2 separate regions of the Homo sapiens genome follow, and region 2 is linked to region 1. The links are chromatin loops, found by intact Hi-C in ENCODE. Cell type or tissue: K562. All regions are shown on one strand. Each heading gives the region's core, and the rest is flanking DNA. Links, peaks and the distances in the headings are about the cores only. Region 1 holds the start of LOC124901155 (a long non-coding RNA gene). Region 2 has its middle 16 kb from the start of LINC02222.

The links. Peaks named below come from ENCODE experiments on the same cell type or tissue, not always from the same donor. Only the 100,000 strongest peaks of a DNase experiment are listed, where the experiment ranks them.
Region 2: it touches region 1 in a loop (3-fold over the local background); 1 of 110 quality-filtered maps calls a loop at or near these places.

The regions. Positions count from the first base shown.
Region 1 is chr5:180,859,808-180,873,828 of GRCh38, forward strand. LOC124901155 (a long non-coding RNA gene) reads left to right here and starts at 9,967. Exons shown (of 2, transcript XR_007059089.1): 1 at 9,967-10,162; 2 at 11,155-11,559. ZFP62 (ZFP62 zinc finger protein) reads right to left here and starts at 1,469. Exons shown (of 2, transcript NM_001172638.2): 1 at 1,412-1,469. The coding sequence starts at 1,412. RefSeq lists enhancers at 1,049-1,128, 1,606-2,512 and a silencer at 1,229-1,678. In K562, for the core only: a CTCF peak has its summit at 9,364; a DNase peak (open chromatin) is centred at 9,394.
Region 2 is chr5:180,662,258-180,674,407 of GRCh38, forward strand. It overlaps the pseudogene LOC100420514. Among named protein-coding and RNA genes, the nearest start is that of LINC02222, 16 kb to the right of the region's middle. In K562, for the core only: CTCF peaks have their summits at 8,505 (motif pointing left) and 11,218 (motif pointing right); a DNase peak (open chromatin) is centred at 8,504; H3K27me3 peaks cover 2,502 bases.

The DNA.
Region 1 (14,021 bases), core at 4,391-12,390:
AACGACTTGTCATATGTAACAATCTGCCAATAACTGGTTGAGTTAATGTAAAAAAATAATTTTCTAACGGCTGTTTAGTTTCTTCTGTAAAAATCCCTACCCTAATACACTGTATTGAGTATACCATTGTTTGAAGTAACAACAAATTGGAGACAACCCAAATGCCCCCGAATAGATCTAAAAAAGGACAGAACATCGAAAACATCCAAACAATGGCCCATCCAATACTTACCACAGCTCTGTAAAACAAAACGAAACAAAACACAACTTCTGTGTTCTGACATGTAGAGACCAGTAAGATAAAGTGAAAGAATCAAGGAGTTAGAAGGATTTCTATCACCTGTGTGAAAAAAGGGGGAACTAACTAGTTATATTTGCCAGTATTTGCAGAAATTCGGAAAAGATACAAAGGAACAAAAGTGGTTACCTAAGAGGGTAGGGCCTAGGAAGATACCTAAGCGGGATGGGAAGAAATCTTTCACTGGTAACTTTTTATATTTTTAATATCCCAGCCATATGAATATATTACATATTTCATATTATTATTTTTTTTAAGCCTTGAGCTTTCACAAAGAAATGCTCCTGCTGGCCAACTACTTTAAATGTCTTAGAGCAGCACACCCAGCCCTGGCATTCCCCAGTGATCTTTTCCGTCCCACCCCTGGGTTCCCGCAGGCTGTCCCCTGGGTCTAAGAAACTCTTCGACCTTCCTCTCCCTACCTAGTTAACTCCTTTTCTGCTTGCAGGAACACGCGGCAGGTCGCCTCCTCCCCGGTGCACCCGTCTGTATGCAGGTGCGCTTCCCCAGATGAGGGCTAGGACGCACCTCCGGGGTCTCTATTCACACCTGCAGCGGGAGCTTATCATCATCACTCACCGACCAAAAAAAAAAAAGAAAAAAAGGTGGTGGGGTGGAGCGGAGGGGAAGAAGGTCGAATCAGATCACCCCTAGAGGTCTCTCTGCCCTCGCAATCACTCTCAAGTCCTAGAGTACCAAACTTAACTGCAGAGGGAGCACGAAATGGTGGGTATTTTGAAGCGCTAATTTTTAGGGATCCCCTCCCATCCAAAACAGGGATGAATAGTTGAGGAACACCGGAGCGGGGCCCTGGCCCTTCTCGGAACGTTGAGCAGACCTAACATGACGCTGGTCCGTTCAAACGTCGCAGTTGTGGCCCACACAGAGCCCAGTCTGTTCCAGGGGCGCGCCCTGCACCCCTCTGCCTGCCCGAGGTCTTCCCTCCCCTCCGCTCCCCAGAAACGCACCCACTGAGACATGTGCGGGGAGGGGGCACGCTTACTCCCACATCCCGCCCGAGACCCGCGGAGCAGCCAAGACCCGGCCAAAAAGGGGAGGGCGTGGCAGGCAAGGGCCGGGGGCGGGAGCGCGGGCGGCCGCGGACTCACGTACTGGCTGTGGCGGCGCCGCGGGAACCCGGCCGCCAGCGGGACAAAAGCGCGGACCGCACGGCCGGAAGAACCCGCGCCGGCCCTGGGGCACTTCCGCGCCCTCTCTGGGACGCTGGAGGACTGACTCGATGGTCCGGGCCGACGGCGCCGGCGGGAGGGAGGGAGGGGAGCGCCTCCTCGGCTATTTATTGAGGACCAGCTGCAGGGCGCGCGCTCCAGGCGCGGCCAGGAGGCCGTGGGCGGGGCTTTCTGTTTCCGTGCCCATTAGCTTCTGGGGTAGGCTGGGGGAGGGGCACAGGTAATAAAGTAAATACCTGCCTACCTGGTTCCTGAACACGTGATTCATTGCCAGGTGTGGGTGCGGGGACGTTCCCGGAAGTGGGGGCCTGGCGGGAAATGGGGGAATCCGGGAGGGGCGCAGGACAGCGCTGGGCTGGGGACCCATTGCCTTCTCAGCTGGTTGGGGGCTGGCCCGAGAGCACCAGCCCTTCCTGGTCGTCAGCACCAGAAGCGCCCCCGGTTAGGCACTGGGGATGCGGAGTGGGAGCGCGCCCCTGGAGCCGTCCCTGGGACCGGGCCACGCTCCCACCCGGGGCGCCAGCTTGGCAGCGACCTCGCCCCCTGCCCACCCCACCGCCGGTGTCGGCTTCCAAACCCAGGGCCTAAAATGACTTTGAAGACCTTTTTTTTTTTTTTAAATTAATGTTTGTGGGTACATAGTAGGTGTCCCTATTTGTCGAGTACGTGAGATATCTTGATACAGACAGGAATGCAATGCGTAATAATCATATCAGGGTTAATGGCGTGTCCATCACTTCAAGCATTTATCCTTTGTGTTACAAGCAATCAAATTATATTCTTATTTTTAAATATACAACTAAGTTATTGGCTATAGTCAGCCTTTTTTAAAAACAGCAACATCTAAATATTTTTCATATTAAGTTTAAATAATTGCAAAGGGTATATTTTTGGCATGCTGTTAATATTAAGAACAAAATTGCTTTCAAGTGTATCCAATGGAATCTAAATCCCTGAAGATTTGGTATTATCCACTTTTAACAGTCATAAGTTTTACATCTTTTAGGGTTTTTTTCCTTGAACTTTTATGTCCCTCACCGGCTTTTTATTCTACTGTAAAAATATTTTCATTCTATGTGCCTCATTGAATTTTATCCTAGTGTAAAATAGTTCTATGCATTGTTTTATTGTTTATTGTTTATCCTAGCATATATGTCCGTAACGAAAGTAGATTACATTTTTTCTTAGTGTTATTTTCTGGATTATTAGCAAAATTATATAAATATTTCAAAATGTTTACTGTTAATTCTTAGACAAAAAGTGAAGTGCTTTGGAAGCACAACTTGTAATGAGATGGATTTTGTTTTACAGCTCAAATTATTTATATTATTTGAATGAATTTTACATATTGCTGGGGTGAGCCGGTGTTTGGCATCAGCTCGACGCCTATTTTTCATTTTTATACATGTGGGTGCTGAGACACTGTGTTCACTCAAGTAGAGGGAATGGGCGTTTCATTGTAGCAATAAGACCCTTGACGGCATTTGGGCTTCACGCCACAACCCCACCCACCTCGAAGAACGTCTGGGCGAGTTAGCAGGCAGCAGCGACTCCTAAGGAGGAGCAGAGCCCCAGGCCCAGGTCTGCAGCTTTAGGTGAGAGCCCCAGAGCGAGCAGAGGATTGGGAGTTAGAGCTGCCCCCAAAGGATAGTGAGACACATGCAGCTGTTGAGCACTTGAAATGTGGGTAGTGCTGCTGAGGATCTGAATTTTTAATTACATTTAATGTAAATAGCCACATGTGGCTAATGGCCACCTTATTGGATAGCACAGCTCTAGAAGGAGCTTCAGGTGGTCCTCACAGGCCTCCAGAATTAAAGCTGCCCTTAAAGGTTCATGGTAGGCAAAGACTGGGTTTTTACCTCTAGGCAGCAAGATAGAAAAATATTCATATCTGGGTTGGAACACTTCGCTCAATGAAAGGTGGTGTGTGTGTGGAAGGGATTATGGGAAACCCACATAAATCATCTTGAGTCAGATGCTTTTTATTTTATCTTATTATTTATTTGTTTTGAGACAAGCTCTCACTTTGTTGCCCAGGCTGGAGTCAGGGTGGCATGATTATGGCTCCCTGCAGCCTCGATCTCCCAGGTTCAAGGGATCCTCCCACCACAGCCTCCCAAGTAGCTGGGACTACAAGTGCATGCCACAACAGCCCCACTAATTTTTGTCTTTTTTGTAGAGATGGGGCCTCACTATGTTGCCCAGGCTGGCCTTGAACTGCTGGGCTCAAGTGATCCGTCTGTCTTGGCCTCTGAAAGTGTTAGAATTCAGGCGTGAGCCACCGTGCCTGTCGGATCCTTTTGATTTTAGATGACGGCTTTTCCTCCTTGAGCCTTGTTATATTGCAGGCACCTTTCATTTGGCCTGTGTCTACATAACACACACAGACAACAGACACAGACACAGACACAGACACATGCTTGCCTTTCTAACACTTTTAGAGATATCTACACATCAGAGCTGAGTTCAGTAGGGCAGTCATTATTCACATGTAGCTTATGGTAGTCTGAATTGAGATGTGCTGTAAATGTAAAATCCACACCACATTTCTAAGACTTAGGAAAAGAGAATGTAAACTATCTTATTAATAATTTTTAATGTTGATTACATGCTGAAATAATATTTTGACTATATTGGGGTAGATCAAATACATGGTTGCAATGAATTTTACCTGTTTCTTTTTACTTTAAATGCATCTAGAAGATCAGAAGTCACATACATGGCTCACAGTACATTTCCATTGAACAGCACTGCTCTAGGAGGCCAATAGGTGCAGCAGTGAGGTTGTCTGGGTTTGCTCTTGCTTTGCTGGCTCATCTACCTCCCTTTGGAGTGGTTTAAGTACAAATTAATGTTGAGCTAAGCCCATAGGGCTTAATTCCAACTCTGTGTTTAGCCATTGAATTTGGTCACAGATTTATTTTTGTTTTTTTTAGAGACAGCATCTTGCTCTGTCACCCAGGATGGAGCGCAGTGGTGTGATCACATAGCTCACTGCAACCTCAGTCTCCTGGGCTCAAGCAGTCCTCCTGCTTCAGCCTCCTGAGTAGCTAGGACTATAGGTGTGAACCACTAGATCCAGATTAAATATTTTTTTTTTTTTGTAGATGGAGTCTCACTGTGTCCTCCAGGCTGGAGTACAGTGGCACGACCTCGACTCACTGCAACCTCTGCTTCCCAGGTTCAAGCGATTCTCCTGTCTCAGCCTCCCACGTAGCTGGGATTATAGGCACATGCCACCACACCAGGCTAATTTTTGTATTTTGGTAGAGACAAGATTTCACCATGTTGGCCAGGCTGGTCTCAAACTCCTGACCTCAGGTGATCCGCCCACCTTGGCCTCCCAAAGTGCTGGGATTACAGGCGTGAGCCACTGCTCCCGGCCTCAGATTAATTTTTTAATTTTTTTTGCAGCGGTAGGGTCTTGCTGTGTTGACCAGGCTGGTCTCAAATTCCTGGGCCTCAAGTGATCCTCCCACCTTGGCTTCCAAAAGTACTGAGATTACAGGTGTGAACCACCATGCCCAATGGCAAATTTATTTTAAAATAAAATCTCTCCTCCCACTGTACCATAATATCAGTTCATTATGTTAAATCTGGAAAACAGAAAAATTATTCTTAATTTAGTAAACTAGTTTTTGGTCTTGTTGCCCAGACTGGAATGCAGTGGCACGATCTCAGTTCACTGCAACCTCCCCCTCCCAGGTTCAAGGGATTCTCCTGCCTCAGCCTCCTGAGTAGCTGGGATTACAGGCGCACACCACCATGCCCAGCTAAGTTTTTGTATTTTTAGTAGAGATGGGGTTTCATCATGTTGGCCAGGCTGGTCTCAAACTCCTGACCTTGGGTGACTCACCTACCTCGGCCTCCCAAAGTGCTGGGATTACAGGCGTGAGCCACCGCGCCCGGCCTAAACTTTCCTTTTTTTAAAAAAAATAGAGACAAGGTCTTACTATGTTGCCCAGGCTGGTCTTGAACTACTGAGCTCAAATGATCCCCCTGCCTCAGCCTCCCAAAGTGCTGGGATTACAAGCATGTGCCACCACACCCAGCCCATAATTTAGTAAATTTTCTTACTTAGTAAACTTTAGTAAACTTAGTAAACTTACTTAGTAAACTTAGTAAACTTTTTTCTATCACCAGTTTGTGAGTGTTTTTCAGATAGTGTCATAATCATACTATATCTGTATTTTTATATAGCATTTTTACAAATAATATTATACATTAGCATTTTTCATGTTTTTACTCTCTGTGATATTCCATTAAACTACAGTCTCCTTAACTATTCTGTATAACTCACAGAGGTTTTTTCTAAGTATGTCTTTTTTAAAAAATAAATCAGTGCTGTTTTAGATAGTAGCGTGCAGAACGCTTTCATCGTATTTTCCTTGGAATAATTGACAAGAAGAGGAATCACTGGTTCAATAGACAGACATTTTTAAGAGTCTTAAAATAAGAACAATAGGGAATTAGAAACACTAATAAGCTTAATAGGTAAACACTGGAAACAATCAGAGTAAAGAACTAGACAAGGTTGTTACTCATCAGTACTATTATTTCCCATTGCAGCTGGATTAAACAAAGAAAAAAGAAGTCAGAATATAAACATTGGAAAGCAGAGGTGTAATTGTCTTATTTGCAGATATGATTTCATTTTTGGAAAACTCACAAGAATTAACTTGAAAAAACTAGAAAAAACGAGAATGCTGTAAGGTGTGTTTTCAAAATTAACATATAGAAATCAAGTTTCCTTATATAGAAACTACAGTTGGAATAATGGAAGGAAAGACTACATTTACAATAGAAACAAACAAAAGACCAAATGCCCAGGAATTCATGACTCACGTGCAAGACCCATATGAAGAAAATTTACAGTGCTCCTGGGGACATAGAGGATGAACTAAACTTATGGAAAGATTCTTGGATGTTCCATTCACATGAATGGAAACACTTGACATCAGAACAGTCATTTCTTGTAAAGTATAATTGTCATGATCCTGATAAAAGCTAGCAATAGAATCTCCTTTGGCAACCCACAACTGATTCTAAAGTTCACATGGACAAATTTAACAGACTCTTGCTTGTTTCTAGCTAGAAAATGCCTATAAAAATATGAATGACGCAAGGCACTATTAAGGCACGTTAATAATTAAGCTGGTATAATTCTGAGACATACATATAAAGTCTAGAAATAGACCTAAACAGTCATGGGTATTCGGCATCTGGTAAAGCTAGCATTTCAAACTAGTGGCAAAGACAGAACAGGGACAGCTGGGAAGCATTGGGGAAAAAATGAAGTTGGATTCAAACCACAGCCCTTACACCAGGATGAATGCCAGGTGTATCTAAGACTGAACTGTGAAATGCACACACACCAACCATCCTGGCAGCTGCTCCCACTTCCATAAAATTTTACAAAGAAAAAAAAAAAACTGCAGGAGATTGCTTTGCTCATATTGGACTGAGGGAGGGTTTTTGTTTTCTTTCTTTCCTTTTTACTATAACGCAAAATCCAAAAACTGTAAAAGTAAAGATAGAGCAATTCAAACACATAGAAATAAAATACTTCCGTGTGGCAAAACCACTACAAGAAAAGTAAAAAAATCAAATGACTAACTGGGAAAAAATATTTGCATGTTATATCACAAAGGGCAAATTTCCCTGATACACAGAGCTTCTCCAAAATTGAAAACCTGAACAACCCAGTGGAAAAATGGGCTCACAGGAAAGCTTATACAAATGATTCAAAATAAAAAAGAATGCAAGCCCAAACTACATGGAAATACAATTTTTCTCTTATTAGAATGGCAAAGATCCTGAGTTTGATCCACGCTGTGGTGGTGACAGCATGGTGGGGAAAGCACTCTTCCCCGCTGGTGGGGTGTTGACGGACCTCACCTCCAGGGAAGGCAGCGTGCGGTGTGGATGGACGTGCACGTACTCTTTGCCGCAGCAATTCTCCTCTACGAGTCTACCCTGCTGGTATAGTCACACACTCATGAAATGGTGTGTGAAAAGGTTATTCACAATAGTGTGTCTAAAGTAAAAGATGGAGAAAACCTAAAGGTCCAAACTAAAGACGTGATTACATAAATTATTGTACATTCACGTGTATTAGTTTTCCAGGGCTGCTGTAAGAAAGTACCCCACACAATGTGGCTTAAATAGGAACAAGTTATTGTCTCACAGTTTTGGAGGCTAGATGTCTGAGATCAAGGTGTCAGCAAGTTTGGTTCCTTCTGAGGCTGTGAGGGAGAATCGGTTCCACGTTTTGTACCTAGCTGCTGGTGGTTTGATGGAAATCCTTGGTGTTCCTTTGGACGGAGACCACCACTTCTCCTGTTGTCCTTCCCAGCTTCTCCCCAACCTCCCCTTTTCCCTAGTTTATAAGACAGGAGAAAAGGGAGAAAGCACAGAGTTGGAAAGAAACAGAAGATAGCGAGACGACCTTGGCGCCACCACCTGGCCCTGGTGGTTAAAATAATAATAATAATAATAATAATAATAATAATAATAATAACCCCTGACCAAAACTACTGGTGTTATCTGTAAACTCCAGACATTGTGTGAGAAAGCACTGTAAAACTTTTTGTTCTGTTAGCTGATGTGTGTAGCCCCCAGTCACGTTCCTCACGCTTACTTGATCTATTATGACCCTTTCACGTGAACCCCTTAGAGTTGTAAGCCCTTAAAAGGGCTAGGAATTTCTTTTTCGGGGAGCTCGGCTCTTAAGACGTGAGTCTGCCGATGCTCCCGGCCGAATAAAAACCTCTTCCTTCTTTAATCCGGTGTCTGAGGAGTTTTGTCTGCGACTTGTCCTGCTACACTTGGCTTGTGGACACAGCACCCAGTCTCTGCCTTTACCATCACACACAGCCTTCTCACTGCATGCATGCCTGTGTGCAAATTTCTCCCTTTTTTAAGGAGACCAGTTATATCGGATTAGGGCCCTAAACTACTCACTCCAGCATGACCTCGGCTTAACTAAATACATCTGCAATGACTCTGTTTCCAAATAAGGTCACATTAGGAAGTATCTGGGGTTAGGACTTCAACATACGAATTTTGGGGGAACACAGTTCAACCCATAACAGCATGCAATGTACTACTTTCAGCCATAAAAAAGGAAGAGGGGCCTCTTTATAAAATGGTATGGGAAAATCTCCAAGATGCATGTGAAATAAAGAAATCAATGTGCCAAGCTATGTTATAATTTGCATAAGAAAGGGTGAAATGAATGTGTACATATTTGTGTATGTTCATAAAAATGTTCCTGAAAGTTCACACCAGAAACCACTAACCGGGGCTGTCGGTGAGGAGGCACCTGGGTGGCTGGAAGAGAAGGGTGGGAAGGAGAATTTTCAGTGCATATCGTCTTTATACTCCTGCATTTTGAACCACGAGAATATAGTATTTATTCAAAAATTATATGTAAACATAAATAATCCTAAATTGCATCAGATTGCTAAACTACTACTTCAAGAAGGAGTATTTCAATTTATAAAGTTTCCAACTATAAGTAAAAGCTCTTTACTCACTCACCTCCCCAGGATTGGGTTGTGGCAGGTTTGTTTTTTCTCTAAATTTGTAGGCAGCAAATAGTGTCTGGTTGTTTAATTTTCTTTACCCTTCTATCATGTGTGTCACCCAATTGAGCCATCTCTCCCAGGGACTGCCTGTCCTGTCCTTACATCAAGTCTTTCGGTACCTTTTGTAGAGTTTGTGTCCATTGTGGGAACACATTCTTTATTAAAGAAGTTCACCTTTTGAATTGGCCATCAATTGCTGTTCTCTTTCCTGCTTGCCCTTTAACACCAACAATTTCCTTTCATCCCTCAAGCTTTACATGGATGTGTAAAATCTGTGTGGCAGGTGGCGCTGTTGAGCTGGAAGGGACCGTGGGATGAATCTGGAGAAACCTGTTACCAGAGGCTCTTAAGGGATAACCCACAGTCCCTGGGAAAAGGTCTAGAAGGAGCAAGCAGCCTCCTACTGTTATCATTTCTGGGTCCTGTGGAAAGGGAGATGTCTGTGTCAGGAGTTCTGACTGACACTTACATCTAAAATGATAATCAACAACAGCGAGAAATTTTATGGGGCTTATTTTGTGCCAAGCACTCTTCTAAATGCTTTATATATATAGATACATTGAATCTTCTCAACAGCCCTTTGATGAAGGCACTGTGTGTGTGTGTGTGTGTGTGTGTATATATATATATATATATATATATATATATATATATATATGCACATACATATACCTGTTCTACAGAAGGGGAAACAGAGAGGGAAAGCAAATTGTCCCAGGACACACAGCTGGTAGTTTTGAGGCTGTGATCTTTGACATCTTTGAAATGCTCTGGCCTGGGCACCTGCTGGTTCAAGCCCAGCTGCTTGTTCTCCTCCTGTAGATATATTCATCTCTGGTTGTTGTTCACAAGCCACAGAGTGCCAAGACCAAACAGGAGGCTGTTAGGACACCACCCTTACAAGCCTCTGCCAACTTGGCAGGAGGAGGAAATTTTTGTTTTAAAAGAAAGAGAACTGGATGTCCTCTTGTACACATGGATTAACTCACAGTTTCATAAGACCTTGGGAAAGGAGAAAATCAAAGGAGCTGTCTTTCCCTAATTTGGACGGAGAGTTGGTGAAAAATGGCACCTGCTCCAAGGTATTTTCTTGAATCTGTGTTGGGCTCTGGGTTTCTTATGGGACTGGGCAGTTGTGTAATCTTTGGTCTCTGCTCCCTCATCTGGAATATAGGTAATAATAATACCTACTTCACAGAGTTGTGAAAATTAAATTAGCATATGTAAGGCACTTAGAACATACATATTGATATATTGAATCTTGTCAATAACCCATTGATGACAGCACTGCATACATCCCCATTTTACAGATGGGGGAACAGAGAGGGTAAGAAAACTGTCCCAGGACTCACAGCTGGGCAGTCTTGAGGCTCAGATCTTATGACGCCATACAGTATGCACTATCTGAGTTTTCATGATTGGTGTTGCTGTGGTCACACTCCCGGAGGTACCGTGTCTTCCTGAGGGGAGTGGATCACCTTTCTCTATCTCCCTGGGAAGCGGAAGATGTTGGGGCGGGATCTGAGGACTTGAAAAGTGCAGCCTTAGCTGGGTCAGTGGTTGACCCCTCCCTCTCTCTGGGTCTGGCTGTGTCGGAGTCCAGAGAAACACTGAGGGAGCAGGTCAGGAGCTGGCAGGGAGTGCCCCGTAGGGGCCCCACGGGACTGCCCAGGGTCTGTGGGTGTGGAAGGTAGCCTGTGGCAGGTTATTCTCCGAACAATAGCTCTTCTGAAGCATGATGGTCTGGTTGTGACTGGACTAAGGGAAAATTACAAGAAAGGCTTACGTTCATATCTGCCTGTGTGGTGCGCACCAGGGTCCCGAGTACAAAGCACTGTTACTAAACTGGAGGTGACAGCAGTGTAGACACACACAATCTGGACTGGCCCTGGAGGACACATGGAATACCTCAAAGACCCAGCAATGCTAGAAAAGCGCAATGGTGTAGTCAGCATAGTTAGACGAGGTTGCAGTAACAAATACACCCTCCCTCCCGGTGGCCTAAGACAAGAAGGTTTATTTGTTCTTCACGTAAACTTCATTGTAAGTCAGTTTGCTCTCTTCTGTCTTGCAGCCATAATATCTGGAATGTGTGGCCTTCAGAATTGCCACTGTAGAGAAGAGAAGGCTGGAAGACCCCATGGGATGCTTTAAGGGCTAGGCCCAGAAGTGCAATTACGTCATTTACAACCACCTCTCTTTGGCCAGAACCAGGTCACACAGCTCCGTTCTAACTGCAAAGGAGGCCAGGGCTTAGAAGATCTCGTGGATATTTGGTGAATACTGGCAGTCTTGCCATAGTCAGGAAACTTCAAAAAGGGGAAAAGATGCCCTATGGCCACACTCCACTCTGGCCCACAAGCTGGCATCATCCAATGACGTGGCCGATGTGGCCTCATTTGTTGCGTGGGCTGGCAAAACCCATATTCAGGTTATACAGGAATCCTTCATTAAAGTTTAGAGGTCCTTTCTCCTCCAAGGCCCAGTTCTGTTTTTTTTAAAATTAATTTTAAAATATTTTTCCCTTTGATCTTTTAATTAATGAACTATTACCATATAACAAATTGCCCCCAAAACTCGGTGGCTTAAAACAACAAACATTTATTATTTCACAGTTTATGTGGGCCAGGAATTTGAATGCATATTAACTGAGTGGCTCTGATTCAAGGTCTTTGACGAGGCTGTACTGAAGGTGTGGACTGGGGTTGCAGTCATTTGGAGAAATAGCCCAGTTGGAGTTGGAGGATTTGCTTCCAAATTGGCTCGTTCCCGTGGCTGCTGGTGGGAGGCCTCAGTTTCTCATAGTACAGGTCCCTCCACAGGCCTGCTTGAGTGTCCTCATGGCATGACAAGTGATCCAAGAGAGAGGGTGACACTGGACCATGGCGCTTTTTATGCCCTGGTCTCTGAAGGTGCACACCGTCGCTTTTGCCGTATGTTACTCCAGTAGAAGCAAATCACTAAGTCCATCCCACACTCAAGGAAAGGACCTAAACTCCAACTCTTCAAAGCAGGAATATAAAAGAATTTCTGGAAATATTTTCAAACTACAACAGTCTCCCTTGAATTTATTTTGGAACATGAGTTTCCATTCCCTACGAAGAACTGATTGCCCCATTACCATTTACTCATTTAACTTCCCCATTGAACTAATTTATCGTATTAAATCATTATCTAGAAAAGGGCTTGTCATGGGCCACCTATTTAGTTACATTGACCTGTCTGGCTATTGTCATGTCCAAGTACATTTAAATTTTTCAGAGGTCATAAAACTTTAAGCCAGACCACAAGCTCCCTAGTAGCACAGCCTGTAGACATATAAGGGATTATACTATGTTGTATTAAGTGCAGGGTCTTAGCACACTATGAAGTGTACATATGAAGTTGTACTGCCCTTGAGGGCAGTAGCAACTCGACTGACAGAGGCTCTGCCCGAAGCCAGGCAGTGATCATGCTGAAGGTCAGGCCAACGAGGGTGTGTGTGTGTGTGTGTGTGTGTGTGGTGGGAGTGGGAGGGTGCTGGGGTACCAAGAATGGCAGCTGAACTGCATCTTTTGTTAGAGATCCGAAACTCTCAGCTTGCGGGACTTTACTTCACAGGCGTAAGCACAATCTGATGGAAAATTTGAATCCTGAAAACGTGATATTTCATCTGTATCTCATAGACATGGCACCTGGCACCGTCCCAGACAGGGCACATCATGGGGCACTTGGTTAGTGGATGGGTTGTCAGGTCAGGGAGGCGACACAGGATCACCTGAGCACATCCAGGACACCTGCCAGGACCAGCCGTGTGAGGCTTTCGACTGTGGCGGGGGCACCTGCTGTGCTGAATGGCTGGTTTGTCTCTGGGATTTGGGTAGAAAACAGAGCCACCAAGGTGGATGCTCAGTTTCAAGACCTCCACCCTCCACTGGGGGAAGTTTCAATTCAGCTGTGGCCATGGGGTCCACAGCAAGACACCCTCCCACCCCATGAGACACAGAAAGAGGAAGAAGGCTGCTATACGGGAATTAAAATATAAAGCTCCAGGCATAATACAGAGAATCAGCTCCTGATAAAGTAAGCCAAGAGACTGTCTCTACACACGTGACTGAGTTATGCTCGTCCCAGATCCAAAGCTGAAAGAGCAGGACTGGTTCGGGATTTCCATTTGTCACCTGTGGCTGATGCTATTGTCTAGCTCCCCGGTAGCCATCCCCACTTCTCTTCTGTTTGACTAACAGAGCCCCAGAATTTTTCCAAGCAGCAACACGCCCAGACCAATCAGAATTGATGTAAGATGAACAAGCACAGCGACTCCCATTCTCCTTTCCCAGATACTCAATTTCCCTGCTTGCAGCTAAAGGAGGCCAGGTGACCTGTGTGGCCACTGAGATGTGTGGGGAACTCTGATATGAGCTTTGGGAAAGATTTTAAGATTAAAAAAGAAAACCAGGCCTGGCATGGTGGCTTACTTTGGGAGGCCAAAGCAGGAGGATCTCTTCAGCTCAGGAATTCAAGACCAGCCTGGGCAACATGGTGAAACCCCTTCTCTACCAAAAATATCAAAAAAAAAAAAAAAAAATAGCCAAGCATGGTGGCAAGTGCCCGTGGTCCCAAATACTCGGGAAGTTGAGGTGGAAGAATCACTTGAGCCTGGGAGGTGAAGGTTGCAGTGAGCCGAGACTGCACCACTGCACTCCAGCCTGGGTGACAGAATCAGACCCTGTCTCTCAAAACAAAAGCAAAACAAACAAAACAGCACAGAGAAGAACTGGCTGGTACTGCCTCTTCCTGCGTCCTCCTATGTGATGCCTGGGCCTCCTCCAGTCTTGTCACCATGAAGCCACACCCAGGAGGCCCTAAAGGCGGCTGGCTGATGAGGGCGGAGTAGGAGACGGGTGTGACGGTTAATTTGGTGTCAACCTGATGGGCCAGATCTTTGGGCAACATCTTCTG
Region 2 (12,150 bases), core at 4,151-12,150, 200 kb before region 1:
TTTTCACTTTCAAATTTGTATCTTTGGATCTAAAATGAGTGTCTTGTAGACAGCATATAATTGGATCATGTTTTTACCCTTTCAATCTCTTGATTGTAGCATTTAATCTATTTACACTTAATTACTGATAAAGAGGGACTTACTTCTGTCATTTAAAAATTTTGTTTACCAGGAGCAGTGGCTCACACCTGTAATCCCAGCACTTTGGGAGGCTGAGGCAAGTGGATCACATGGTCAGGAGTTCAAGACCAGCCTGACCAACATAGTGAAACTCCGTCTCTACTAAAAATACAAAAAAAATTAGCTGGGCATGGTGTTGGGCGCTTGTAGTCCCAGCTACCTGGGAGGCTGAGGCAAGAGAATCTCTTGAACCTGGGAGGTGGAGGTTGCAGTGAGCCAAGTTTGTGCCACTGCACTCCAGCCTGGGTGACAGAGAGACTCTGTCTCAAAAAAAAAAAAAAAAAAAAATGTAGGCCGGGCACGGTAGCTCATGCCTGTAATCCCAGCACTTTGGGAGGCCGAAGCAAGTGGATCACCTGAGGTCAGAAGTTCAAGACCAGCCTGGTCAACATAGTGAAAACCGTCTCTAGTAAATTTTTCTTCTCAGTCATTGTGCATTTCAGTTCCAGAATTCTGGGGGGCTCTTTTTAGGTTTTCTATTTCCTTATTGACATTTCCATTTTGTTCTTTTTCTTTTTTTGAGACAGAGTCTCGCTCTGTCACCCAGGCTGGAGTGCAGTGGCGCAATCTCGACTCACTGAAAGCTCCGCCTACCAGGTTCACGCCATTCTCCTGCCTCAGCCTCCTGAGTAGCTGGGACTACAGGTGCCCGCCACCACGGCCAGCTAATTTTTTGTATTTTTTTGGTAGAGACGGGATCTTCTGACCTCGTGATCCACCCGCGTTGGCCTCCCAAGGTGCTAGGATTACAAGTGTGAGCCACCGCGCCTGGGCCTCCATTTAGTTCTTACATCTTCTTGACTTTCTCCACAGATTTTTTTTTTTTTTGAGGCAGAATCTCACCCTGTTCCCCAGGCTGGAGTGCAATGGCACGATCTTGGCTCACTGCAACCTCTGCCTCCTAGGTTCAAGCGATTCTCCTGCCTCAGCCTCCTGAGTAGCTGGGACTACAGGCGAGTGTGCCACCACGCCCAGCTAATTTTTGTATTTTTAGTAGAGATGGGGTTTCACCATGTTGGTCAGGCTGGTCTCGAACTCCTGACCTCAGGTGATCCACCCGCCTCAGCCTCCCAAAGTGCTGGGATTACAGGCGTGAGCCACTGCACCCGGCCTCTCCACAGATTCTTTTTGTTCTTTGAAAACACACACACACACACACACACACACACATACACATATATATTTTTTTGAGACAGAGTCTCACTCTGTCACCCAGGCTGGAGTGCAGTGGCCCGGTCTTGGCTCACTGCAACCTCTGCCCTCTGAGTTCAAGCAATTCTCCTGCCTCAGCCTCCTGAGTAGCTGGGATTACAGGTGCCTGCCACCGTGCCCGGCTAATTTTTTGTATTTTTAGTAGAGACGGGGTTTCACCATCTTGGCCAGGCTGATCTTGAACTCATGACCTCATGATCCACCTGCCTTGGCCTCCCAAAGTGCTGGGATTACAGGCATGAGCCACCATGCCTGGCCTCTTTGAACATATTTTAGACAGTTGGTATGAAGTCTTTGTGTAGTGGATCCTCTCCCAGCTCTTTTGCAGGGATGGTTCCTGTTGGTCTATTTTTTATTTTGAATGGGCCATACTTTACTGTTTCTTTGTATACTCTTGTTGGTTTTGTTTTTTTTTTTTTGGTCAAAAACTGGACATTTGAATCTAACACTTTAGTGACTCTGAAAATCAGAATTTCCCCTTTCTCCAGGGTTTGCTGTTTTTTGCTTTTGTATTTGTTTGTGTTTTGCTTTTTTGTTTTTTTGGAATTGTTGTAGACTGTCTTGGAGCTAAGGACCAGCTTGAGGTGTAACCTTAAGGTCTTCTCAGGCCTTTTCTGAAACTACGCCTTCCCCTGGGCATGCTTGGTAGCTTTCTAATTTCCCCTGTATATGCAGTTGCTTTTGAATGTCCTACTTTTTATTGTCTGGCTCCAAGAAGGGGAAATAGAGAGAAATTAAGGGGGAAAAAGTCACCAGTCCTTTAAGTCCCCTGGAAGTCACTTTACCAGCAAGGGAGGGGCTTGTAACAATGGGAGAAGGTGGCCGGGCGCGGTGGCTCAGGCCTGTAATCCCAGCACTTTGGGAGGCCGAGGCCAGCGGATCACGAGGTCAGGAGATCGAGACCATCCTGGCCAACACAGTGAAACCCCGTCTCTACTAAAAATACAAAAAAGTAGCCGGGCGTGGTGGCGGGCGCCTGTAGTCCCGGCGACTCAGGAGGCTGAGGCAGGAGAATGGCGTGAACCCGGGAGGCGGAGGTTGCAGTGAGCCGAGATCGCGCCACCGCACTCCAGCCTGGGCGACAGAGCGAGCCTCCGTCTCAAAAGAAAAAGAAAAAAGGAGAAAGTGCAAAGTGCAATAACAAGGGTTGCTGCCTCTTTGTCTGCACTTCTGTGATCAGATGAAGCAATCAGTGATCAGAACAGAGACTCAATATCTGGAGGACAGGGTCTCTCATACCTACCCTGGCTCCTGTCATCGATCTGTAAGCTGCTCCAGGAACGTGCACAGTTGCCTGCTGTGGGGATGAGAGGTGGGGAACAGGCAGCTGCAACTATGCTAAGAGCTCACTGACCAAAATTAACCACAATGTACCATCCGAGTCTTCCTGGAAGTTGCAGGCCTTCAATGGACTTCAGAGTTCCAAAATAGCTACAACAGACAGATTCTGTGAGTATTATTGTCTAGGTGAGGAGAGAGATTTCTCAGGCTTCCTGCTCCTCCATCTTCCCAGAATTCTCTACTTGGTCATTTTATTTTTAACAAGGCTTCTAAGACCATTCACCACGAGAAGAAATGGCCTCTCCAACAACTGGTGCTGGTACCGCTGGATAGCCATAAGCAATGAAGTTGAAACTTTACCTCACACTATAGACAAAAATTAACTCAAAATGGATCAAAAATTAACTCAAGGCCTAAATGTAAAAATGAAAATATAAACTTCTGAGGAAAGCCAAGTAGTAAATCTTCATTTGGCAATGGAAGCTTAGCTAGGATATTCAAGAAAAGAAAAAACGGATAAGTTAGACATCAAAATTAAGACATTTTTGTGCATCAAAGGACATTATACATTTAAAAAACCATGGAATGAGAGAAAATATTTGCAAATCAAATGTTTGATAAGGAACTTTATCTAGAATCTATACAGAACAGTTACAAGTCAATAATAAAAAGACCACAAATAACCCAATTAAACATGGGCAAAGGATCTTAATAATTTCTCCAAAGAAGATGTGCAAATGGCCAAATCAGCACATGAAAAGATGCCCAGCATCATTATCCACCAAGGAAATGCAAATGTAAGCCACGAGATACCACTTTATTCCAACTAGGATGAGCATAAGCAAAACAATGGAAAATAAACGTTGTTGGCAAAGATGTGGAGAAATCAAAGAGTTCTCATCTACTGCTGGTGGGAGTGGTAAGTGGTATGGTCACTTTAGAAACATTATGGCACTTCCTCAAAATGTTAAACATCAAGTTACCATATGACCCAGCAATTTCCCTCACAGGCATACGTAGATCCAGGAGAAGTGAAATGAAAATGTAGGTCCACACAGAAATGTGTGCACAAATGCTTATAGCAGCATTATTGAGAATAACCCAAAGATGGAAACAATTCACATGTCCGTCAACTAGTGAATGATAAATACCACGTGGCGTATTCACACGGTGGAATATTCTCACATGATAAGAAATGAGGTATAACAGAGGAATCTTGAAAACATCATGCTAATTGAAAGAAGCCAGTCAGGGCCGGGCGCGGCGGCTCTCACCTGTGATCCCAGCACTTTGGGAGGCCGAGGTGGGCGAATCACCTGAGCTCAGAAGTTCCAGACCAACCTGGGCGACGTGATGAAACTCTGTCTCTACGAAAATACAAAAAAAAAGTAGCCAGGCGTGGTGGCGGGCGCCTGTAGTTCCAGCGACTCAGGAGGTTGAGGCAGGAGAATCGCTTGAACCCAGGAGGCGGACCTTGCAGTGAGCTGAGATGGCGCCACTGCACTCCAGCCTGGGCGACACAGCAAGACTCCGTCTCAAAAAAAAAAAAAAAAAAAAAAAGCCAGTCTCAAAAAAACTCACGTATTATACTAGTTCATTTGTATGAAATGTCCAGAGTGGGAAAAGACGTAGAAAGTAGATTACTGGTTGTTTATTGGTTTGGGTGGGGGAGGGATGGAAGCATGAGGGAGTGTTACCTAAAGAGTGTGGGGTTTCTTTCTAGTGGCAGAAACATTCTCCTGATCACAGGGTCAGGAGTTCAGTTGTGCTGATGGCTGCAGCACTCTGTGAATATACTGAAAGGCACATTAAGTATACGGTATGTGAATTATATCTCAATAAAGTTGTTGCCAAGAAATTGACAGCACAGTTTACGCAGGTTAAATAGTTAAGAACTACATAAACACTACAATCAATGCGGCATTTTACCCTGTACAAGACCTCAAGGCTGCTTGTTAAAGTGGTTTTGGAAGGGCTGTAGCTTATGGTTTACCGTGAGGTGGTGGAAGGGAGGTTGTCTGAAACTGGGTGGGGTGGAAGTTTGTCCGGCCAAATGTGCACGGCTGTGGCTCGTCACACACCCAGCTGGAAGTGTGCGCGTGTGCTTTCTGCGCACTTCTACGTTGCTTGAGCAGCTGGACTGGGCATAATGTTCTGCATGCACTTGGTGTGTTTTGCAAATGAAATCGTGTATGAACAAATGCAAAAGTCACATTATGCTCAAATTCCCTCCAATATGTCAGTGCATTGAATAAAATGGCAATATTTATTTATTTAGAGACGGAGTTTTGCTCTTTTCACCCAGGCTGGAGTGCAGTGGCACGATCTCGGCTCACTGCAACCTCGGCCTCCCAAGTTCAAGTGATTCCCCTGCCTCAGGCTCCTGAGTAGCTGGGATTACAGGCTCCTGCCATCATGCCCAGCTAATTTTTGTTTTACGGTTTGTTTTGTTTTGTTTTTTTTTTTTTTGAGACGGAGTCTTGCTCTGTCACCCAGGCTGGAGTGCAATGGTGCAATCTTGGCTCACTGCAACCTCTGCCTTCCAGGTTCAAGTGATTCTCCTACCTCAGCCTCCGAAGTAGCTGGAATTGCAGGTGCCCACCACCACGCCCAGCTAATTTTTCTATTTTTGGTAGAGACAGGGTTTCGCCATGTTGGCCAGGCTGGTCTTGAACTCCTGACCTTAGGTGATCCACCTGCCCTGGCCTCCCTAAGTGCTGGGATTATAGGCATGAGCCACCATGCCTGGCCCTAATATTTAAAACAAGTATTATAGCATAACTGGCTGTAGCTGTATGCTTATATTTAAAATGTCTCTTGGCTTAAGAAAAACAGACTGACAATCTTTGACTTTAGTCCATTTACATTTAATGTAATTACTGATATATTTGGGTTGACATCTACCATATTACTATTTGTTTTCTATTTGTTTCATCATTCTGTGGTTCATTTATTCCTTCTTTCTTACAGTTTAAGGATCCATCAAGTTTTTTATTATTTTATTTTATTTTATTTTTTCTCTTCTATTAATGTGGTAGATGGCAAAGATGGCCACCATGCCTCACTTCTCCTTATATTCATGCACTTTTACAATGTGTGTTTGTAGCTTCTCCTGTTAAGGATGGAAGTCAGGGGCCGGGCGCGGTGGCTCACGCCTGTAATCCCAGCACTTTGGGAGGCCGAGGTGGGTGGATCACAAGGTCAGGAGTTCGAGACCATCCTGCCTAACATGGTGAAACCCCATCTCTACTAAAAATACAAAAAAATTAGCTGGGCGTGGTGGCGGGTGCCTGTAATCCCAGCTACACGGGAGGCTGAGGCAGAAGAATTGTGTGAACCCAGTAGGTGGAGGCTGCAGTGAGCTGAGATCGCACCACTACACTCCAGCCTGGGTGAGAGAGAGACTCTATCTCAAAAAAAAAAAAAGAAAAAAAAAGGAATTGAAGTCAATTTCTCCTCCCTTTGAAAAAGAAACGGCCTCTTAGCCATGTTAATTTAATTCAGCAAAAGTGACGATGTGAAGACCTTGTCCCTTTACAATCTTACGACATTGCCACTGCCATATGTAGCATGCCCAGGTTAGCCTGCTGGAGGGTGGGAAAGAGAAGGGGGATCACAAAGGATGAATGACTCAACTGTGAATTTCAGATTAAATGTTCTGAAATGCAGAGCAGAGCAAACATCCTGAAAACTGGAAGACTTTTGATTTGCAAGTGCTTGGTGGTAGACAAAGAAATACTTTTGCTTTGAACTCCGAAAAAGTCAAGCTTGGAGGACTCAGACCACAGAGTTTACAAAATGAAGGCATGAAGTGGGAAAGGAAGCAGCTATGGCATAAGAGCCATTTCCCCTGGGAAAGTTGTGCGTGCCATAGGGACACAGGAAGAAGAGAACGAGACAGGACCCTAGCAGCAGGCAGATGAGGCCTGGGTCGTCTGAGGGACTCTGTGTCCCCAGTACTTGGGCCTTGGCCCAGGAAGACACTAGGCGTGTGACAGCGGGCGGAGGACATCTCAGGCTGTGGAGGCAGTGCTTTGTGTGTTTGAGGCTTATCACGTGAGCACTGCACAGAACCCCACACCCAGCACACGGCTGGAGCACCTGCCCCATGGACAGCAGACATTTGAGGGCCAAGGGAAATGGCCACAGCGATAGGCCCAAGGAGGCCTCCCAGAGAAAGCCCTGCTCAGTGCAGGCCGGGCAGGCTGGAAAGGGGTCTCTGGGCCAGTCCCCACAGCACACACCTGGCAGAACGTCAGACCGGCCACACTGGAATGGCCAAAGACAGAGGAGACCCCAATCCTTCCTGGTGCTGGAGAGTGAACTTCGGGGAGCCTGTGCAACGTCCAGACTGGGATCACTCAGAGAGGCAGGGAGACAATGAGGGTGGGGGGAACCTTGACACTCCAGCCGTTGACCCAAGGGAGCCCGTGCTATCCTGGGAGGCGCTGCGATCTAATCTAGAAACAGCTGAACAAACTGTAGGCAGAAGTTTGTTTGTTGACACTATCTGTGGAAATGAGGGATAGTGTTGACAGCAATTTCATTCATTGATGGACAAAGAACTTCTGTGCCTCTGAGTTGTAGTGTGTAAATGTCAAAACCTCCACATTGATGTGAGAGAGGAAAAAGCCCCAGGAGGGCTTTGGTCACATAATAGACTACGCAGAGCGGACTCTCAGATGGCCGTGGAGCAAATTTGGTTGGTTTTTGGGTACTGAGGTGGGGAGATGGCCACGAGCTATCGTTGGGTGAAAAAGGCAAGTGACAGAACTAGAGGGGCAGTGTAATCCCTTCCAGTGAGAAAGAAGAGAGAAAGCAGAAAGGAAGGGAGGAAGGGAGGCAGGCAGGCTACAAGGAATGAATCTGGGGGCCTGCCAGTTGAGCCATCTGCCCTGTGGTCAGGGCAGCTGCTGGCCCGGGCTCAGGGTGCCCCTCTGAATGAAGGAAGAGGAAGACTCAGACAGCACCCCACGGCCCAACCTCATTCCATCCCCACAACTCAGGGCACGCCTGTGACTGACTTCCTTCCTCCTGAAATTGGCCCCCCTGGGGATAGGAGCCCATCCTCAACCATCCAGGGCTCTGTGGGAAACAAGGTTTGAGTCCTTCTTCCTGGCTCTGGGGACAGAGTCAGATACCATGCGCCAAAGGTTCAAGATGGTTCCATTTTATTTGAAGCAATGTGTTTCTGAAGAACCTACACAATTCTATATGTACATTTATCAAAACTAACCTTTCACTTAGGGGGGTGTGTGTGTGCGTGTATGTGTGTGTGTATGTGTATTGTATGTGTGTGTATGTGTGTGTCTATGTGTATGTGTGTGTATGTGTGTATGTGTCTATGTGTATGTGTGTGTATGTGTATGTGTGTGTATGTGTATGTGTGTATGTGTATGTGTGTATGTGTATGTGTGTATGTGTGTGTATGTGTGTATGTGTATGTGTGTATGTGTATGTGTGTGTGTGTATGTATGTGTGTGTGTATGTATATGTGTGTATGTGTATGTGTGTGTGTATGTGTGTGTGTGTGTGTGTGTCATACCTTTCCACTTGAAGACCGTCTTTCATTTTCTCCACGACCTTGTGTCTTCTACCTCACAGATTCTCAGACATTGACTTGTTTGAGTTTCTCAGCTCTGGCACTGGCGCTGCTACTTAAAGCATGCCCATCTCTCACTGTGATAAGCGCCAAAAAGCAGTGTGCCCACGGAAAGCACTTGCAGAAGTGAGGTGCTGGGACACAGCTGCCAGGATTGAAGATACTGAGGAAGGAACGGTGCCAACAATTTGCTGACTGCTTCCATGGCGACACCGTGTGGCCATGTTGTGCCATGTGTCCACACGTCTGAGACCTGTCATCTTTAAGATCACTCCTAGTAATTTAAAAAAAAAATTTGAAGTGAGACACATTATCTTCAAAAATTGTGCACAAAGTGAGGCCTTATGAGCGGTTTTTAGCATGCAATTTTAAATTCACGTGTCTATACGCCTAAGACCTGTCATCTTTAAGATCACTCCTCCAAATAATTTTTTTAAAAAAATTTGAAGTGAGACATATTATCTTCAAAAATTGTGCACAAAGTGAGGCCTTATGAGCGGCTTTAGCATGCAATTTTAAATTCACATAATTTACACATATAGAAAATAAGAGCACACCAGGAGAAATTAGAGCGTAGTTACAGGAAAAGCCGTGCCGACCTCGGTGTGGCTAGAGGGCCAGTCTTCTTCTTTCCCACCTGTGGTGGGATGCTTGTACCAGAGAAGAGAACCTCTCTTCAGAGCAGGTGGCAGCTCCAGTCATGGTGGTTGTGCTGGACGGATGCTGACTGCGAGCCAGCCTCTCTGTGGAGTGCTGCGTGCATGTACTTATTTACTTATTCATTCTGTAGTTATTTATCTTGCTCCTATATGGCAGGCACTCAGGATAGAGGGGTGAATGAGAAAGAGGTTCTTGCTCCTGTACAATCTATTGGCTTCCCTCCAAGGAATGTACTATGTTTTTTGTTTGTTTTTAGAGACAGAGTTTTGCTCTGTCGCCCAGTCTGGAGTGTAGTGGCACAATCATGCCTCACTGCAGCCTCGACCTCCCCGGCTCAACTTCCTCCCACTTCAATCTCCCTGGAAGCTGGGACTACAGGTGTGCACCAGCATGCCTGACTAATTTGTTTATTTTATGTTTTTGTATAGACAGGGTTCTTGCTATGATGTCCAGGTTGGTCTCAAACTCCCGGGCTCAAACAATCGTCCCGCTTAGGCCTCTCAAAGTGCTGGGATTACAGGTGTGAGCCACCGCGCCCAGCCTGTAAGAGTCCACTTGTAAGAAATGTCCAGAAAAGACAAATTTATAGAGACAGACAGTACATTTGTTGTTACCAGGGCCTGTGGGTGAGAATGAGGACTGACTGTGCAAACGGGCATTGAGTTTTCTTTTTGGGCGAATGGAAATGTTATAAAAGTCAGATTTTGGTCCTTCCACACCCATCCCAATTTGGGCCTCCCGTCTGGATTACAGGAAACTCCTCCTCCTCCTCCTTCGACTTCTTGGATACTGGAGCCTGAGCTGAAGAATGTTTTCATTTCTTTGCCTCATGGCCGCCTGTTACCTCTCCCCAGCGGAGAGGCAGCTTGCTTGGCTCCTGCTGACCCCGGCAGGGAGCCAGGTGCCTTGGGTGTCAGCTCCCGTACTGGCCGTGGCGGCTCTGAACTCGGCACCTGCTGACTGGGGTAAGGCTCTGGTGATCCTGGGCCCGGGTATAGGTGCTCATGCCACCCCCACCCCCCGGGTCAGCTCCTCTGTACTCTGGGCCCACGTGGAGGCTGGTTCTCCCTGGCCCTGAGAACACCGTGGTGCCTCCTCACTTGGCTTTGGCTGACATTCTGGGGATTCAGAGCTAGACTCTGGCTGTCTTTGAGGGGACTCCAGGTGTAGATCTTGCTGATGCTCGGGGGACCCTGGGCTTGGCTCTGGCTGCCTTTGGGGGGGACCCCAAACCTTTGCACCCTGCTGCAGACTGGGTGATCCTGGGCTTGTCTCTGGCTACCTTTGGGGGGACCCCAGGCCAGCTTGCTGCAACACTTGGAGAAGACCCAGGCTTCCTTGTTTCTTCTGGGTTGGACTCAAACTCCACAAGGGCCAATCTCGCCCATGAAACTGAGGTGAGACTCTCACGCCATGAGATCCACGGCCAAGCCACAAAGTTTCGAAACCCCTGCACATGTACACCGCACCCCCTGCCCCACCCCAGAGAAAGACTTTTGATTCCTAGTTCCCAAAGGCTCTCAGGGACCGGGCCTGGTGGCTCACGCCTGTAACCCAGCACTTTGGGAACTCAAGGCACAAGGATTGCTTGAGGATAGGAGTTCGAGACCAACCTAAGCAACATAGTGAGACCCTGCCTCTGCAAAAACAACAACAACAACAACAAAAACCCAAAAAACAAAACAAAACAAACCAAGAAAACTCTCCCAGGGCCAGCATCCACTTTCCTTTCTCCTCTGGCAGTTCATGGCAGTGCCAGTTTCCGTGTGCCCCCGCCAGCCCTGAGTGTTATTTTATTTTTTATTTTTTATTTTTTTGAGAGGGAGTCACACCTGTCGCCCAGGCTGGAGTGCAGTGGTGTGATCTTGGCTCACTGCAAGCTCCGCCTCCCGGGTTCACACCATTCTCCTGCCTCAGCCTCCCGAGTAGCTGGGACTACAGGCCCCCGCCACCACGCCCGGCTAGTTTTTTGTATTTTTAGTAGAGATGGGGTTTCACCATGTTGGCCAGGATGGTCTCGATCTCCTGACCTCGTGATCCGCTGGCCTCGGCCTCCCAAAGTGCTGGGATTACAGGCGTGAGCCATCGCGCCCTGCCTGGTGTTATCTATTTTTAAAACGTTTCCCTGTCTGAGAGGAAAGACATTATTCCATTGCTCCAGTTTGCCCATTAGCCCTGCACACCCCGAGCCTCCTCTGATTTGCCTGCTTGGCTGCTGAATGTCACCAGCCTTAAGGTTCTCCCGTCACTGAGGCCAGCATGCGCTGACCACCAGGAGGCCCTGCTCCCCTGCCAATGTCCTCTGGTCGCACCTGCTCCAGGACACTCAGCTGCGTTTCTGAGCCAAGGCTGCAAAGTTCCACGCCGGCTTTACGATCAGTAAAGGGCATCAATACCCTGAGGCGGGAACTCGGGTTTTTAAGGCGTTTTTGTCGCTTCCAGCTCGGTTTCCCCTGTGGTCAGTTGGAGCCAGGGTGGGGAATCTGCAGCTTGCAGAGGGGACCACTGCGCCTCCTGCCTGAGGCGGGCTGGGGGGTCGTTGTCCTCGCAGCGTTAAGGCGAGTCTGGGACAGGACCCCGGCACCCCCTCCGGATCTGTGGCATCCTCCAGGACTCCGGCGCAGGACGCGCTCCAGGAGCCGCTCCTTCAGGGCCTCCGGTGCGCGCAGTCCGGGCGCCGGACGAGCTCCTTTATCAGAAAGGGCAGCCGCAGAGCCCGCGTGTGCGCGATGTGGCTGCGGGTGGGGAGCGGGCGGCGGGCCCGGGACACCGCGGCCACTGTTCTAGCCCCGCCTGGGCCGCCTGACCGCGGCTCCGCTGCGCCGCAGCCCCGCGCCCCTCTGGCTCCTGTTCCCGGGCGCGGGGAGAAGGCGGCGGGGCGCGCCTGGGCCCGCGCGGGTGCGAACGCGAGGTCTTTCCTGGGTGCTCCCAGGTCGGAGGATTCCCAGGGCGGGGGCCATCAGGGTGGCGAGGAACCGGCAGGGACCAGCCTCCGCTAGGACCGCGCTCGTGGAGCGGGGAGGCTCCTGGATCACGTCATCTCCTGCTCCTCACAGATGCGGGAGGAAAAACGGAGGCTCCCAGGGCCCGGTTAACTCGCTCTCTTGACAAAGAACCTCCTGGACCGGACTCCAGCCAGGCCCCTCTGAGCCCCGTTCTCCACCAGGCCCCACCCAGCCTTGGCCTATGGAGACCTGAGCAGACACTAACAGTTA